2 separate regions of the Mus musculus genome follow, and region 1 is linked to region 2. A link is a loop called in an ENCODE intact Hi-C map of the cell type or tissue named here. Cell type or tissue: heart. All regions are shown on one strand. Links, peaks and the distances in the headings refer to the core of each region. The heading gives the core; the rest is flanking DNA.

The links. Hi-C counts contacts between places; a loop is a spot of excess contacts. Peaks named below come from ENCODE experiments on the same cell type or tissue, not always from the same donor. Only the 100,000 strongest peaks of a DNase experiment are listed, where the experiment ranks them.
Region 1: a loop joins it to region 2, with 2.0 times the contacts of the local background. A loop is called at or near these places in 1 of 42 quality-filtered maps.

The regions. Positions count from the first base shown.
Region 1 is chr2:34,590,236-34,598,039 of GRCm38, forward strand. It overlaps Mapkap1 (mitogen-activated protein kinase associated protein 1), which reads left to right. Exons shown (of 12, transcript NM_177345.4): 10 at 7,188-7,325. Among named protein-coding and RNA genes, the nearest start is that of Gm34178, 19 kb to the left of the region's middle. In heart, for the core only: no CTCF peak of the experiment used is centred there; DNase peaks (open chromatin) are centred at 1,856 and 3,896; H3K4me3 peaks cover 508 bases; H3K27ac peaks cover 2,303 bases.
Region 2 is chr2:34,526,193-34,533,996 of GRCm38, forward strand. Mapkap1 (mitogen-activated protein kinase associated protein 1) reads left to right here. Exons shown (of 12, transcript NM_177345.4): 7 at 7,596-7,705. Among named protein-coding and RNA genes, the nearest start is that of Gm34178, 45 kb to the right of the region's middle. In heart, for the core only: a CTCF peak has its summit at 4,154 (motif pointing left); no DNase peak of the experiment used is centred there.

The DNA.
Region 1 (7,804 bases), core at 1,161-6,160, 64 kb after region 2:
TGGCTTGAGTTTCTTGTTGCAGTACAGGATAACGATTTGCTGTGCTGTGCCATCCCATCCCCATGACACCCCAGGAACGAACACTTTTGTTAGCCCCATTTTACAGGCTCAGGCTCCTGGAAAAATAAATTTCTTTTTTTTTTTTTTTAAAGATTGTTGTTTTTTTTTTTAATTAATTTATTTATTATATGTAAGTATACTTTAACTGTCTTCAGACACTCCAGAAGAGGGCATCAGATTTCATTACAGATGGTTGTGAGCCACCATGTGGTTGCTGGGATTTGAACTCAGGACCTTTGGAAGAGCAGTCAGCACTCTTAACCGCTGAGCCATCTCACCAGCTCCAAAAATAAATTTCTTTACTCAAGATAACACCAGTGAGAATGTGCTCTCCCAGATCCTGGCCTCCAGTGAGACCAAAGTCTCCTGGAGACTTTGCACGTGGACCTTCCCTAGCAGAAGTGTCTAGTGCTTACAGAAAGGTTTGTGCTGTGATACTTGGTGATGGCAGTTACTGGAAGAGTCCATGGTGATAGGCATGTTGGACTGCCTGGCTAAACAGGCATTCTATGTTTTTTGTGCTTTCAAGACTAACACAGAGCAGACCCAGGTATCCAGGCCTAAGGCTAGGCACATACTTGTGCGTATCCTCCCTTGGCTCCCTGCTATGCCATTTGACAACAGGAGTCTGTAACTGTTATACCTTACTTAGTTCTTGTACTGGTTCATTCTTTTTTCAACTTTGTACAAGTTAGAGGCATTTGGGAAAAGGAACCTCAATAGAGAAAATGCCTCTAACAAATTGGTCTGTAGGTAAGTCGGGGAGGGGGCGCATTTTCTTGGTTAATAATGGGTGTGGCAAGGCCCAGCCCCCAATGGGAGATGCTATCCCTAGGCAGGTGGTCCAGGGTTGTATAAGAAAGCAAACTGAGTAAGCCAGGAGGAGCAGGGTTAGTAAGCAGCATTCCTCTGTGGTCTCTGCTTCTGTGTCTGCCTGCAGGTTCCTCCCCTATTTGAGTTCCTGACTTGGCTTCCTACAGTGATGCACTGTGGTTGAAAGGCCAAATAAATCCTTTCCTCCCTAAATCGCTTTTAGTCATGGTCACAACAATAGAAAATAACTAGTCCTCAAAAGCTCCACACTTGTGAATTAGCGTCCTGTGCCTCTTTCCCAGGTTGCCCAAAGTGAAAGCTTGAGGAAGTAGTGCTGAAGCTTGACCTAATCCAGAGTTCCTGGCCCTAACCACTGAGCACTGCTGCCTTTAAATGTAGACAGCTCAGGCTACCTTCAGAGAGCTAGGTACTCAGTGAGCCACTGTCACAGAAGGACCTAGGGCAGGGGCTGCCCAAAGGGGGACCTCTGCTGTACTGTGGATGATGATATACAGTGCTAATTTCCTTTTATGGAAATATTTTGGTTAGTTAAAACAGATGAGGGTCCCCTAGTGATAACTCTAAACCTTGGACAAATTGTTTCCCTGGAGAGTTGTAGCTGCATTAGAGTTGCGCTTTGTTTATTTTGAGCTGTCTTGTTAAGGAAGGATTTATATGCTGGCGTTGATGTAGGACAGCAATCAGGCAATGTTTTCTGCCTTTGACAGTTGGCGTGATAGTTTGCTTCCAGTGAAGTTTGACTCACTGTATCTGGAAGCTGTCAGTGTGCGAGCATGAAAAGGTCATGACGGATGGCGACGGATAAGTGGGCAGGGGAAGAGAGTTGGTAAAGGAGACAAATGGCCTCCCATGCTTCTGAGGGAAGGGTTGGCCCCAGCCACTGCAGGCCAGCCCTATGCTCTTCCTCTTTACCTGCTGGGGCTGAGGCTGGGAAGCTCTGGACACCTTTATGACAGTGGAAGGGCTCTCAGAGGAGCCCTTGCCAGCACCTTGGGTGCATGTGAGCTTCTAGATGGAAGTGTGCTTCTATTTATGGTCACTTTCCACCACGGCATTATCACTGCGCCCTTGCAGAGGTCCGTGAGCTCGTCCTTGCCGACACTGACTAACAGGTGGGGAAGGAAAGCAAACTCTGACGTGAAAACGGTGGGAAAAGTTAACCAAGCTTTTAGAACAGTGATGGCTTTAAAAACAGTACAAGCGCTTTCCCAGCTGGCGTGCCTGAAGCCCAGGTTCAGCCCACAGCACCACAAAGTAAAAAAATAAGTAATTAAGTAAATCAAAATACTGTTGGGAACTGGGAACTGAAGAAATGGCTCAGAGTCAAAAGCACTTGCTGCTCTTCCAGAGGATACACGTTTGACTCCCAGCATCCACACTGCTGCTAACGAGTGCCTGTAACTCCAGTTCCAGGAGATCCAGGGCCCACTTCTGGCCTCTGCAGACACAAGGCAGAACATGTCTGCAGGTACACAGACATGCATGCGGACAAAATGCCCAAGCACATAAAATAAAACTCTAAATGAAAAACGATACATACTGTTGGGTCCATGGCTCCTGCTAGCCAGAGCCGACTGCATTTTAGTGGGGCCTTTGGGAAGCTTCCCTAGACCACCCCCACCAGCTCCCGTCCTGGAGATGGAGTCCAGGCCTTGTCCATGTCAGGCGCTTGCCTGCTCTGCTCTGCTGAGCTCCGTTGCTGACCCCTATGTAAATATTTTTCTTTCCTATTTCATTTGGTATTATGACATTAGAATGTTTTTTTAAGTCAAACTTTTCTCTTGGCTTGATTTTCTTGGGTCATGCTATATTTCATCATGGGTGTTAACATTAACACCTCAGTGTAACCATTTAGTTTGAAGAAACGTATTTAATTAAGGTCTACTTCCCTTCTTTCTTTGTATGTTTATACTTTGACTTACTTGCAATACTGTGTTTAAAATGACACCATAAGCTGTGGTGGCGCACGCCTTTAATCCCAGCACTTGGGAGTCAGAGGCAGGCGGATTTCTGAGTTCGAGGCCAGCCTGATCTACAAAGTAAGTTCCAGGACAGCCAGGACTACACAGAGAAACCTTGTCTTGAAAAACCAAAAAAAAAAAAAAAAAAAAAAAAAAAGACACCATAAGGAGTCCCTCTGCATTTTCAGGGATGTCCACAAAAACTTTACTCATTAAGAACAAGTACAGGGGGCTGGTGAGATGGCTCAGTGGTTAAGAGCGCCGACTGCTCTTCTGAAGGGCCAGAGTTCAAATCCCAGCAACCACATGGTGGCTCACAACCACCTGTAACGAAATCTGATGCCCTCTTCTGGAGGACAGCTACAGTGTATTTACATATAATAAATAAATAAATCTTTAAAAAAAAAAAAAAGAGCAAGTACAGAAGTCAGAAGAACAGCAATTGTGTGTTTGCTGGCTTGCAGATGTAGGTGTGGCATGTTTGACGTGTGAACATTGTTTTGTTTTGTTTGTTTGTTTGTTTGTTTGTTTGTTTGAGACAGGGTTTCTCTGTGTAGTCCTGGCTGTCCTGGAACTCACTCTGTAGACCAGGCTGGCCTCGAACTCAGAAATCCGCCTGCCTCTGACTCCCAAGTGCTGGGATTAAAGGCATGCACCACCACTGCCCGGTAAACATTGTCTTATACCCTGGGGAGAGAAGAGGGAAGTGCTGCAGGACCATTTGGAAAGGTTCTCTTGACTCTGGGTCTGAGCAGCCTGAGGGCTATCTGGGAACCAGGCAGTTCTGGATTGGAAGAATAGCTTTCCTACTTCTAAGCTCTGTAAATGCATCACAATACTCCACCCCCTCAGTAGACATGCATCCAACAAACTAGCACAGCTCCTGCTGACCCTTACAGTGCTGAGAGTGTGGACTCTAGCACCAGAGCTCCTAGTTCCAGGTCCCAGGCCACTTGTGAGTTGTGCGATCTTGGACAAGTTCCATAACCGTCCTATGGTTCTGTTCCATGAGGTTACTAGAGCACACTGAGACTGTCCAACCTCTGGCACCTAGTAGACATTCAGTGCTCACTAAGTGGACACTTAGTAAATTGACGAGTGTAACAGAGCCATGCCTGCTGGGTCTGAGGACAGTGCCTCGAGATTCCTAGAGCTGGAACTGCTGGAAGGCAGTGAGTGCGCCTGCCAGGGCCACACCTTTGCCAAAGCATGGGGAACATGACAGCTATAGTGTCTGTGCTCTGCAGTCACAGGAAAGCCCTGCTGCTCTGGCCCCACCTTCTCCTTTGTACACTTGAAAGGCTGCAGTGGAAAATGGGTGCAGTTGCGTTGACTGACCTCCTGAGCACACACACTGCACCCTAGCTCCAGCGTCTTTAGCCAGAACATGAAATGAATTTGCTAGCTGGCATCCCTCCAGCAACCATCCATCCACCATTCTAGAATGAATGAACGAAATGAATGGATGCATGGATGGATGGATGCATGGATGGATGCATGGATGGATGCATGGATGAATGAGTGAATGAATGTGTAAAAAGTGCTTAGGCTCCCAGAGGTCTCCAGGTTCTGTCCAATATGCTCAACAAGGTTGGTACCCACCAGACTGCCTCAGGCTCTCCTAGCCTGCTTGCACTTGTCCAGTAGGAACAACCAGGCCTGTGGGGCCTAACTCAGCTTTAAGAGCCAGAGACTCACACTTGTCTGTAGTGAGATTATTAAACACACAAAGGATTTTTCCCATCTCGAAAGATTCCCTATAGGTTCCTTTAAATAGTGACTCCTGGAGGCAGGCAAGAGTTTTACAGATCATTAACTGCCTGACTGAAAGCCTGCAGGGCAAGGAAACTTAAAACTGAAGTGTCTGAAGTGTCGGGAGCTCCTGCCAATTACAGATCAATCCAAAATGAAGACAGAGTATCACTGGAACCGAGTCAGTGGGAAAATGGGATTTGATTCAGGAAGAAAATCTCATGTGTATGCTGGTTTTGTGGAGCACACCAGTTGTTTAAATGATGTTCCACCTGTCTGCCCATCTTGAGCCTTTTGCATTCAGCTCCACATCTCCATCCCCAAACTTCAGTCTTGGGGTTCCCTTCTGTAAACAGCATCAGTGGCAGCAACTCCAGGACAAGGTGTCATTGGGAAGGGTTCTGTGGCCAAGCAGAGCATAGGCGACTGATGCACAGATACAGCAGGTAATGGATGAACTATGCGCTAACAATTTGCAGATAAAAATAATGGAAGTTAAAAGTGTGCTTTACATGATAAAAGAAAGATGAAAGAGGAGAGCAGTCTGTTACATCTGCGATGGTTTCAGGAGTCCTGCTTTGTGAAGTAAGCTCTGTTGAAAAGATTGATGCAATGGGACTGACCTTGGCTTGGAGCAGGAGCTGGTGATGTATGTATGAGCATCCCTCTGCTAAATGGACCCAGATTTGTAGCACTAATATACATGGGAGCCCAGAACCAAACTCAGTGTGGCAATAAATCAACAGCCACTTTGGGTGTCGTTTCTGGTTTATATCCCACTATTGTTCTATCACTTTAATTCATGTCACTATCATCTTTTCATCTGGAACAGTTTTATATAATTTTCCAGTGGAGTTACCTGACAAATCCTATCAAATTAACAAGGTACATTAACAGTATTGACTGGCTGCGGCTTCAGGAGTTGCATGGCCTTCGAACAAAATTTTAACCATCTCTGTCTGGTGACAATTTTTTTTTCTTTCTTCCTTTCTGAAAGAGGAATGTGGGGCAGGGTTTATTTCCACATAAGAGATATGCACATTTATTTTGCTCTGTCTGTTTTGACTGTTATAAATGTCAGAATAAGAAGCAGATAAGGAGGGAAGCCCTGCTCACCATGAACGTACTCCCCATCACCACAGCGTGCACGCACATGAACACTCAGCCCATCACCACAGCAGGAGCATACATGAACACTCAGCCTATCACTACAGCAGGAGCATACATGAACACTCATCACCACTCCCATGACTTAAGTACTCATCTCCTTTCATGGAACAATAGAGATGTCCAGATCCTTAACAATTAATGAGCCAATTGGCTCTCCACACAGCCTTCTTCCTTTGTCTGACTGGTTTTGGAGTGAATCTGCTCTTAAAGTAATCCAATGCATGGAGGAGGACAAAATCCAGTCATGGAGAGGATATTTGGTTTTATTCTTTTTTACATTTAAATTTGCTGTCAGGATCCGGCTGTAATGTGTGTGTGTGTGTGTGTGTGTGTGTGTGTGTGTGTGTGTGTGTGTGTGTGTGTGTGTGTGTGTTGGTTGAGGTAGGGGTATTAATTGAGCAAGGCTTAGGTGGGTTTTATTCTCTTTTGAGTTACTAATCTTTTATCACAAGTCCTGCTTGTCTTTGTCTTCTATCACAGTATATACAATTGACTATTTCAGGGGTTTTTTAATCTTGACTTATTTTTTTTCTACTTAGACCCTAACCTAAAAATTAATTACTTTTAAGGCTCTTATGGGGCTCACTCCAGAACACAAAGGTTTATGTCTCGCTTTATGAACAGTTTTTTCTTTTGAGCAAAAGAGGACTTGTAGACTAGATTTGGTGTGTCAGACTGAGCATGTCATCTCCTAAATACACAGAAGGCACCTTCAGCATGTGTCAGTCCTTACTGCAGACACCTCCAATGCCCTGCACCACATTTGTTCCTGGTCATTGTCTGGCATGCACAAAAAAATGCTAGAGTCTCTTGGTTAGAGAGGCAAGGACCTCCCCCACCTGAAAACCAGGCTGCAAGATTTGAACTATTTTGTGGAAAGACCCTTTGATCTTCCTATGGCTTCCCTTAACTGTTCCTTGAGAAATTATATATAGTGTCACAGAGGGAGGTTCTGTGTCCTCCCTCCATTTTCCATGTAAGATATTTCCAGATCAGAAACTATATTGGTAGCATCTGTTACTTAGGGTCTTTATTTAAAAATAAAAAATCAAAATTAGATTTAAATTTCCCTCTATTCCAGTTTATGTCATTACAATATAGACATAATGCTGTTAGCAGTATATGGGAAAATTGTGTATTGTGCTCTGTTATGTCAGAAAAGGTACATCCCCTGTGGGCTTTCCATATAACTGTGGGTGGTCACCCCACACCACACACCTTGCTTGCTCAGGCAGCTAGACCTCAGATGCTGTTTAGAGGCCCTGCCTGTTGGAAGAATCCCATGTTCCCTGAAGCCCTCGGAGCTCATGTTCACCCACTGTATGATTATCCAGCAGTTAGATCACTGCACTGAAGTTACAGGCATCTCATGCCTTCTTTTTTGTCACCCCCCCCCCCTTGGCCTTACAGGTATCTCTGGAGACAAAGTAGAGATAGACCCTGTTACGAATCAGAAAGCCAGCACTAAGTTTTGGATTAAGCAGAAACCCATCTCAATCGATTGTGACCTGCTCTGTGCCTGTGACCTTGCCGAGGAGAAGAGCCCCAGTGAGTAGTCTTTTATTTATGTCTCCGTTTCTCACCCCTCTTCCCTGGGTGCCTGGCGCTGGCAGAATATATGACCATCATGTCCTTTTTTCCTTGGGCCTGTTTAATTCATTACCAGAAATTTCTTTTAATCAAACAGGATTGTGTTCTGATACCCAGAGCTTGATGGGAGCCCCCATCTTGTTCCATCTTGCTGTCAACAGAGACCCTTGAAGCCCGTGCTGGGGGGTAGGGGTGGGGGAGTACCAGGCAGGTTCCTGCTGGGAATTTGCACCAAGGGAGTACAGTTTGATTTAATTTGTGCTCCTGTCCCTTCCCACTCCGGGAACTTGACCAGTCAGCCTGGACCTGCTTTCCTTGTGCCACTCTTGGAAAGTAGAGGATTTCCTGCAGTAGCCAGAGACTAGACTTAGGCATCCATCATGATGGAAGTGTCAGCACACCCAGATTATTGGCAGCCCGTGACCTCCAGCTTATAA
Region 2 (7,804 bases), core at 1,319-6,318:
ATTTTGTATTTGTAAATCTGACTTGATTTCCTTTTTGGCAAAGGCTATTGTCTGGAGGAAAGAAAAGATTTTTCTTTGTGTCTGTTTATAGTGACAGAAATACTGGAACAATTAATAAAGATGGAAAGAATTACATAGTTCTAAGAATTTAAAGGTCAGACAAACCAAGTATGTATGCTTTGTTCACTGGGATGTCCCGTCTATAGAAAGTGTGCCAGGGTATGCTTTATTCATACAACCGAAACACATATTTTAGATAGTCATCAATTTACTTCAGTATCCAAAAATCATACCAGCCGTTACTGTAGTTACTGTGCCTCCTAAAAGTTTGGGCCTCTCACACTCTGAGTTAGTACGGTTTATTCTATGCTGCAGCCCCCTTGGCTGTGTTCGGCTCCTGGGTCTCGTTTTGATTTCCTCTACTCTCCCTTGGCTTACGGTGGAGTCTGTCAGCTGCTGCTGTGTACATGTCAGGCTAGTGACTCGTAATGTTTATTAATACAGTGTCAGTCTTGCTGCTGAAACAACCGTGATGCTTCAGAAGGTTGCAGTGGAACGGAGCATTTGATTTCCAGATCCTGTCTGCACTGCATGGTGAATACGTTCTCACATGTTACACAGTTCACTGACCTGACAGTTATGGAACCCCGCCTGGGACCCCATTTCAGCAGGACATATTTGAACAGAAACAGTTTGCAAAACTTTACACACTTAAACTCCTGCCAAGGCAAACTGTTAGGCACTTGAGTTTGTTATAAATACTCAGTGGCAGTGGTTGGAAGTAGCCCACAGTGTGTTTTATATTCTGAACGGAATGTGAATGTCTTTGCGGTTATATAGAGTAGTAAATAATTGAGTTTGATTAGGGAGAGGGACCTCATTATCCCCACCTGTGCCCAGCTGGAAGGGGAGGGTCGAAATGAAGCCATTAGCTGTCTCTCTTACTGGCATCTCAAAGAGCTCAAATACATCTGTGTCTTATTTTCTTTTCTGGCACAATCAGTCGAGCAAGCTAAGCAGGCATGACCAGATTTGGCAAGTCCCAAGGACTCTGGCAAAGATACACAAGGAGAAGGCGGAGGGCAGTCATTTTGGCTTCTCACTGCCCATTAGTCTAGCGAGTTATGTTTTTGGAAAATGTCTGTTTTGAAAAAAAAGTACTTTGTCCAATGTCAAACATTGCATGCTTGCACAATGTGCTTTGATCTTTCAAAAAATTCTATCAGTGCAAGGGGAAACAAACTGGCATTCACACTAGTGTCAGCTCCCTTTGTGGATAAAATGATACCCAGAGCCTCTGCAATTATTGCAACGCTTTTTCTTGCTCATCTATTTTCATTTTCTACTTTGAAGTACTGGGGAATGATCACATGGAAGGGGGCTAGAGCAGGTGGCAACCAGAGCAGTGCATCTCCATGCTGTTGTGAACTGGTCAGGACCAGAGAACAGAGCACTGTTCCTGGCAGCTTTATCCCACCTCTGGAAACTGAAACCACGGCATTTTCAGGATATCTTTAGAAAGGACCTGTGAGCCAGGGTATTTGTAAAACTCTTCCACAGGTTGGTCATTGACTCCCGTCTGGGAGATGAACTGCTCTCCGGAAGTTTCTTCTTGCCCTGAGTACCCCAGCCTCCAATCTAAGCAACAAAAGAGTTAAAAACACTTTGGAATCTAGGAGATATAAGGTCCATCTAGGGTTAAATTGTGGCTCCTGCAGGATTTGTTGCTGGCTATAGAACTTATTAACTTAATGTGTATTTCCAGGTACGTGTCTTAACCTGTCACTTTCTTGTTATAAAGTAGGTTCAATAATAGCACCTGCCTTTCTTTGGGGAAGGGGTTATAGGAACAATTAAGAGCTGGGAACTGTTATTCTCAGTATATGTAACTCCTTTGTTTGCCTATTTTTTTGAGACCAGATCTCACTAGGTAGCCCAAGCTGGCTTGAAGCTTGAAGATCCTTAGCCCCTCGAGTGTTGAGTGATAGATGTTTGCTACTGTACCTGAACATTATATATCACTTTTAATAAAGACTAGTCAATGGCTAGTATGTTAGTAATTACTTAATTATTATTTGACAGATGTTACTATAAATACTTTCATGTCCAAGAATTGTTTTGCCTGTGAGGAAATGGAGTCAGAGTAACTATATGGTTTACCCAACAAAGGGAAAACTTCACTTCAAACTAGCCATTATTATATTCTACAGCTCAGTGTGCTCTGCTGCCTTTTGGTATTACTGCTCCCTTTCCACTGCTGTGATACAGAGCTGAGACATCTCTCCTGAGGGAGCTCCTCTGACTCTTCTCCTGGGTGTGGCTAGTTAGGTATTATAGGCATGTATGTTTCTCAATATACTTAATAAGGGTTCAACCTCCCCTCTAGTCCACCACCTACCAAAGATAACAGAAAAGAAAGGTTATTAGGATATGGGGAAGTGGATGTGTTTAGAAATGGTTCTTTGGTGAGACTTCAGTCTTCATTGTTCTCAGTCCAGTCAGCCAACAAACACCAAACATGAGTCAGCTAGCTGCATTCCAGTCCACTAGCAAACACCATACACAAACCAGCAGCTGTAGTCCAGTCCACACAGCAGACACAGGAAACTAAATGTTTTCTTTGGAAAGTTTGTAATGTTGCTGAAGCAGACACAGGTGAAAGGATGTTTGTGCAGACACAGATGAAAGGATGCATGATATTAAGAAGGACCCAACAGATGGTGGATGATGCTGGATGGTATTAGTATGCCTTGCCATTGTTTATTAGTCACAATTTGTTGGGACTTCACAGAGAGAAACACACCAAAAAACTTCTGGTGGTATGCTGGTGGTTTCTTGCTACTTGTGCTGATTGGCAGAGTGATGTCAGCTGATTCAGACTTATGTGCCAAGGCAAGATACGTGATGAGGCAAGACCTGTGGAGGACTCAAGATGTTTGGAGGACATATAAATAGGACTCAATGGCCTGAGAGAGGCTTCCTTGCAACGCTTCTTGGTCTCGCATCTTTGCTGATCTTTGCTTCATTGAGAGGGGCATGGCAAAGAACTTCTGCCATCCCCAGAGGTCCTTGTACCTCCTGCTGATTCGGCTGAGGCCTGGCTGCCTATCTCTGCTAGGTTGTGCCACCATTGCTGATTGATGTTTGCTATCCCAGCACTACTGAACTAGCCTGATGGTAATTGGTGAAGTGTTTGCCAGTGGCTCAAACTGCTGCTGCTGACGTCTAAACTGAAGTTCTGGTTTCCTGACAACACAGATGGGATTTGCTCCAAAGAACCATTTCTAAACCGGTTCACTTCCTCCATATCCTAATAACCTTTCTTTTCCACTACCTCTGGTGGTGAGGGGCTAGAAGGGAGGTTAAACATTTAAGAACCATTATTAAAAGTAGGGTTAAGTAAAACTCTAAGAGTACAGTTTCTATTTCAAAGTATGCTGTTTCCCTATGCCTATAAAGAAAGCAGCCATCTGTGAGCTTCTCTGACCTTCTCTACCACAGACTGTACATGTGTTAGGGACCATTTTGTTAAGTTCTCAATAGTTCCAAAATAGGATGAGTGTGAGTTTTGCCTCAGGATAGTTTCCTGATGCCTCCAGCCTTGTTTCTCTGAAATTATATGTGCTCTTTTAGGATTAAATGATTAAATGCAGGCTTCTTAACAGATTAAAATAGTGCTGGTCACATAGTAAATTTTCAATAAGCAGTAGTTGCTGCTGTTACTTCTGTGATTGTTAAATGGTGAATGCATATTATACAGATTTAAAAACTCTTTAATTCTCACTGAATTTCCCCCACATTGTGACTGAGTTTCTATTGCCTGCTGTCCCTCAAAGCCATTAAGTTACACTGCTTCTGAGTTTTCCTGTCAATTGGAAAGCTTTGAACATTGAGCCCAGAATGCTGACCTTCAGGGAGCTTTTGATGCTTGGATCAAAGGCTACTTGCTGACAGTGCCCTTAAATGATGCCACCAAGCAGCTCATCACACAGTTTCATGCCCGTAAGCTGCTTGAGTGCTGAGATCCATTCTTCCCACAGGAGCCAGAGCAGAGAGGGCTGTGTGAGGCCTCTTCTTTTGGGGTATGACTTGGGCCAAGGCAAACAGAAAGCCCGCATTAGGAAACAACTCCCACTGTTTGGCGCCCTCCAGTGCCAGGTGCCTAGCATCCATTGTGTGACAGTTCTGCAGGGAAGGGGCCTCACTGCAGCACTACACACACATACTTGTGTGTTACAGCATTACACTCACAGGGCACAGCACTTGCAGTCTGTATGCTTTCCTCCCCAATAAACTGCCCTCTCCCTTGGTGTCCATCTCTTGCCCTTTTCCTGTCCAGAGAGTTATGCTTTAGTATGAAGACCTATGTCCTTATTTCCTGTGTCTCCTGTCACCTTTGGTTTACTGCTTAGAAAAATACTCACTGTCCAGGACTAATGCTAGTGTCAAAATTCTGTGGTAAGTCTGACACTGTCACATAACTTTTAAAATCCCAGTGCTTTGGAGGCTGAGATAGGAAGGTCTCAAGTTCATTGCCAGACTATGTCTCAGGCTCCCTCCCTGCCCCAGAAGCCTCTTTGGTGACTGCATGGCTTTCAGAGGCGCAAAACTAAGCTCCCTGAGCTCGTTTTAAATGCCTGTGCGATCTTCACTGTCTTAGCAGACTTGAGAGGACCCAGCTCCGAGTTTACTGGCAGCAGCAGTAAGTCAGCTCTCTGACATGGAGTTTCATGATAGACCTGAATAAGGATCCCACCAGAGATGCAGAGGTGCTCAGTCGTCTGTGCTTGCATCCCCAGCATGCCCTGTCCTGAGCCCAGAATAAGACAGACAGCACACATCCTGGACATGCATCCGCATCCGATGCTCCCTTGCCCTTCCTTTTTTCCTTCCTTCCTTCCTTCCTTCCTTCCTTCCTTCCTTCCTTCCTTCCTTCTTCCCTTCCTTCCTCCCTCCCTTCCTTCCTTCACTGTTGTTTTCATTTTCCTCTCATGAACCCTGCTACCCTGGCTTCAGCTTGGAGGCTGTAAAGGAAGATGGAGAGCCGAGTTACCTCAGAATGATCACTATCGTTAACATTCACGGGTGGTTCACTTATCATTCCTGACTGCACAGACATGGCAGCCACGCGGAAGCGTCCGCAGGTGTAGCATGGTGATACATATTACATTGTGCCACAATGGATTTATGTATTCTGTAACAAAAGAAAAGTGTAATGAAAAAATACAGAAGGTGATTCTTTATTCCTCCACTACACAATTTATCAGTAAGGCCTGTGGAGGGAAGGGCCAGGGATTTCCTCTGCTTGCTTTAACCTTGTCACCCAGGTATGTTTTGGTAAAATGACAGAAAAATACAGACTGGGGATTTTCCTTTGCTTCAAACCTCTTAAAAGGACACTTTGAATTTATGAAAGTTAGTCCAGATATGAAACTGCCTGTTAAGCTTTTACTCTGCTCTTTGCTGAAAGAGTTGAGCATACTGGCTTGCAGTGATTTTATCAGCCGGCCAAAGAACGGGAGCCAATGCAGCAGTTTATAAACAGACAAACTCTACCATCGGTTAGGTAGCTGCCGGGTGGATGAGGGTTCGTGAGGCCTGGGCCAGTACTAGTTTGCAAATCTCCGAGAACTTGTGTTTCCTTTTGGCCCTACTCATCTGTCACCCAACATATTGTCACAGATGGAGGACATACTGACTTCTGAGGAGAAAGCTGGGGCAGGCAGATCTGAGTGTGGTTGATTGGCATTTGTTCCAATACTCACTGGCCTAGTGCCAAGGCAAACACCCGCAAGTTTTTAATGCACAAGGCTCTTTACATATCAGTACCCTTGCCAAAGTTTCACTTACAGCAGCTCTCCCAAAATAGAGTTTTTTTAAAAAGAGCTATTTCTTATTTTGCTTTGATCAGTAAAATAAACTTTTAAAGATTGTTCTGGGATGGGGTCCAGCTTCTGAGGTAAAGAATGGTTGGAGCTCAGGCATGATTCAGTAACAGAGTGTTGAGTAAAATTAGCTTGACAGCTCTCAGGCCTGCTGCTCGATAGCAAAGAACCTTCACCAAGTGAAAATGGATGGCTGTGCTGGCCAGGGCAGCATCAGCTTTGTGCTTTGTAACAAATGGGACGTCAAGGAGTAAACAGCAAGCTGCATGGAGAGGAGTGCTGTGGACATGTCTCTGTGTTAGGGAAACAAATTAGATCCTTGGTTTTTAGATTAGCCCATAGCCCCTGTGGGGAACCAGCTACCTGGATGGGTCTAGCCTGGGCTCCAAGCCCCATCCCAGCCTCATCTACCATTGGAAAGCTTTCCCAGAGATTGGCTTTCCTTCAGATTTCTTGTCAGGATTAAGCCTTGCCATGGGTTTTGGCCATGTTTCCCTTGAGATTCTTATGGGGAAATGGGAATGTGACCAAACTCCTTGGAGCAATTTTCATGTTCCATAGTTGGAAACTTGGGTCCCATTTTTTACATGAGCAACTCGGAATTAGTGTGTTTTATTCCAGTGCCCAAAGGGGGGGAATGGGTATATTTTTGTGACACTTGTCACTACAATAACAGTCTCTGTGAAATGACAGCTCACCCAGATGATGAGCTACTGGGTGGGTTTTTTGTTTGTTTTGGTTTTGGATGAGTTTTTGTTGTTGTTTTTGTCATTTGTTTTTTGTTTTTTTGTTTTGGGTTTAGCATCTGTTTGGTTTTTTTTGTTGTTTGTGTCTTTGTTGTTTTTCTTTTCTTTTTCTTTTTCAATCTCAATTCTTCTCCAACCTAATTTGATTACAAGCTTGCAAGCAGTGTTAGTGTTTTGTCTTTCGTTTCTTTTGCTTAAACTAATATTTTGTTTGATTTTTGTAGGACTAGGTAAAAAAATCACTTATAGTGGAGTATACACAGATTGTATATTAAAAGTGGGGTGGAATGGGCATGGTGGGGCACACCTTTAATACCCGGAGGGAGGCAGAGGCAGGTGGAGCTCTCTGAGTTTGAGGCCAACCTGGTGTATATACTGAGACCCTGTCTCCAAACAAACCAAAATAACAACAAAAGATAAATGGGCAGACCAGTGTTGTACTAGACGGTTAAAAGAGCCTTTTTTCTTTCTCTGGGCACTGAGGAGCTTATTGTGACAGTAGTCTCTGCCTACAGTGACAGGGACTGACATAAATCAGGCTCTGTCAGCTGCCAGTCTTTACTACAGCATTTGGCTCCCAAGCCAAAACTGGGAATCTGGCTCCTTCTGACACAAGCAGACCAGGTTCAATCTGCAATGAATTAGAGAAGCCTGCAGCAACTCTGACCTTGGTTCACTTCATGCTGCTTCTATTAGAATGCCCTCACAAATGCCTGGGAATATGGGTTTTGTTTTGTTTTGTTTTGTTTTGTTTTCCCAAGACAGGGTTTCTCTGTGTAGCCTGGCTGTCCTGGGATTCACTCTGTAGACCAGGCTGCCTTGGTTCTGTGATAAAAGATGTGTACCACCACTGCCTGGCAGATTTCTCCAAAATATTCACCGGCATTTTCTGTACTGTTGTTTTGAACTTTTCCCAGTGTTGTGTAACTATAGTGATAACTCTTGTTCTTGTCTTTCCCTACAGAAATGCTGCTCATGGATTCTCCCTTATCCAAGTAGACAACACAAAGGTCACCATGAAGGAGATCTTGCTCAAGGCAGTGAAAAGAAGAAAAGGATCCCAGAAAATTTCAGGTGCGTTAGTTAAATTATACCACAGCCATAAATAGAGGCTTAACACTTAGTTAAAAGACTCTGTGTGTGTGTCTGTGTGTGTCTGTGTGTTTGTGTATG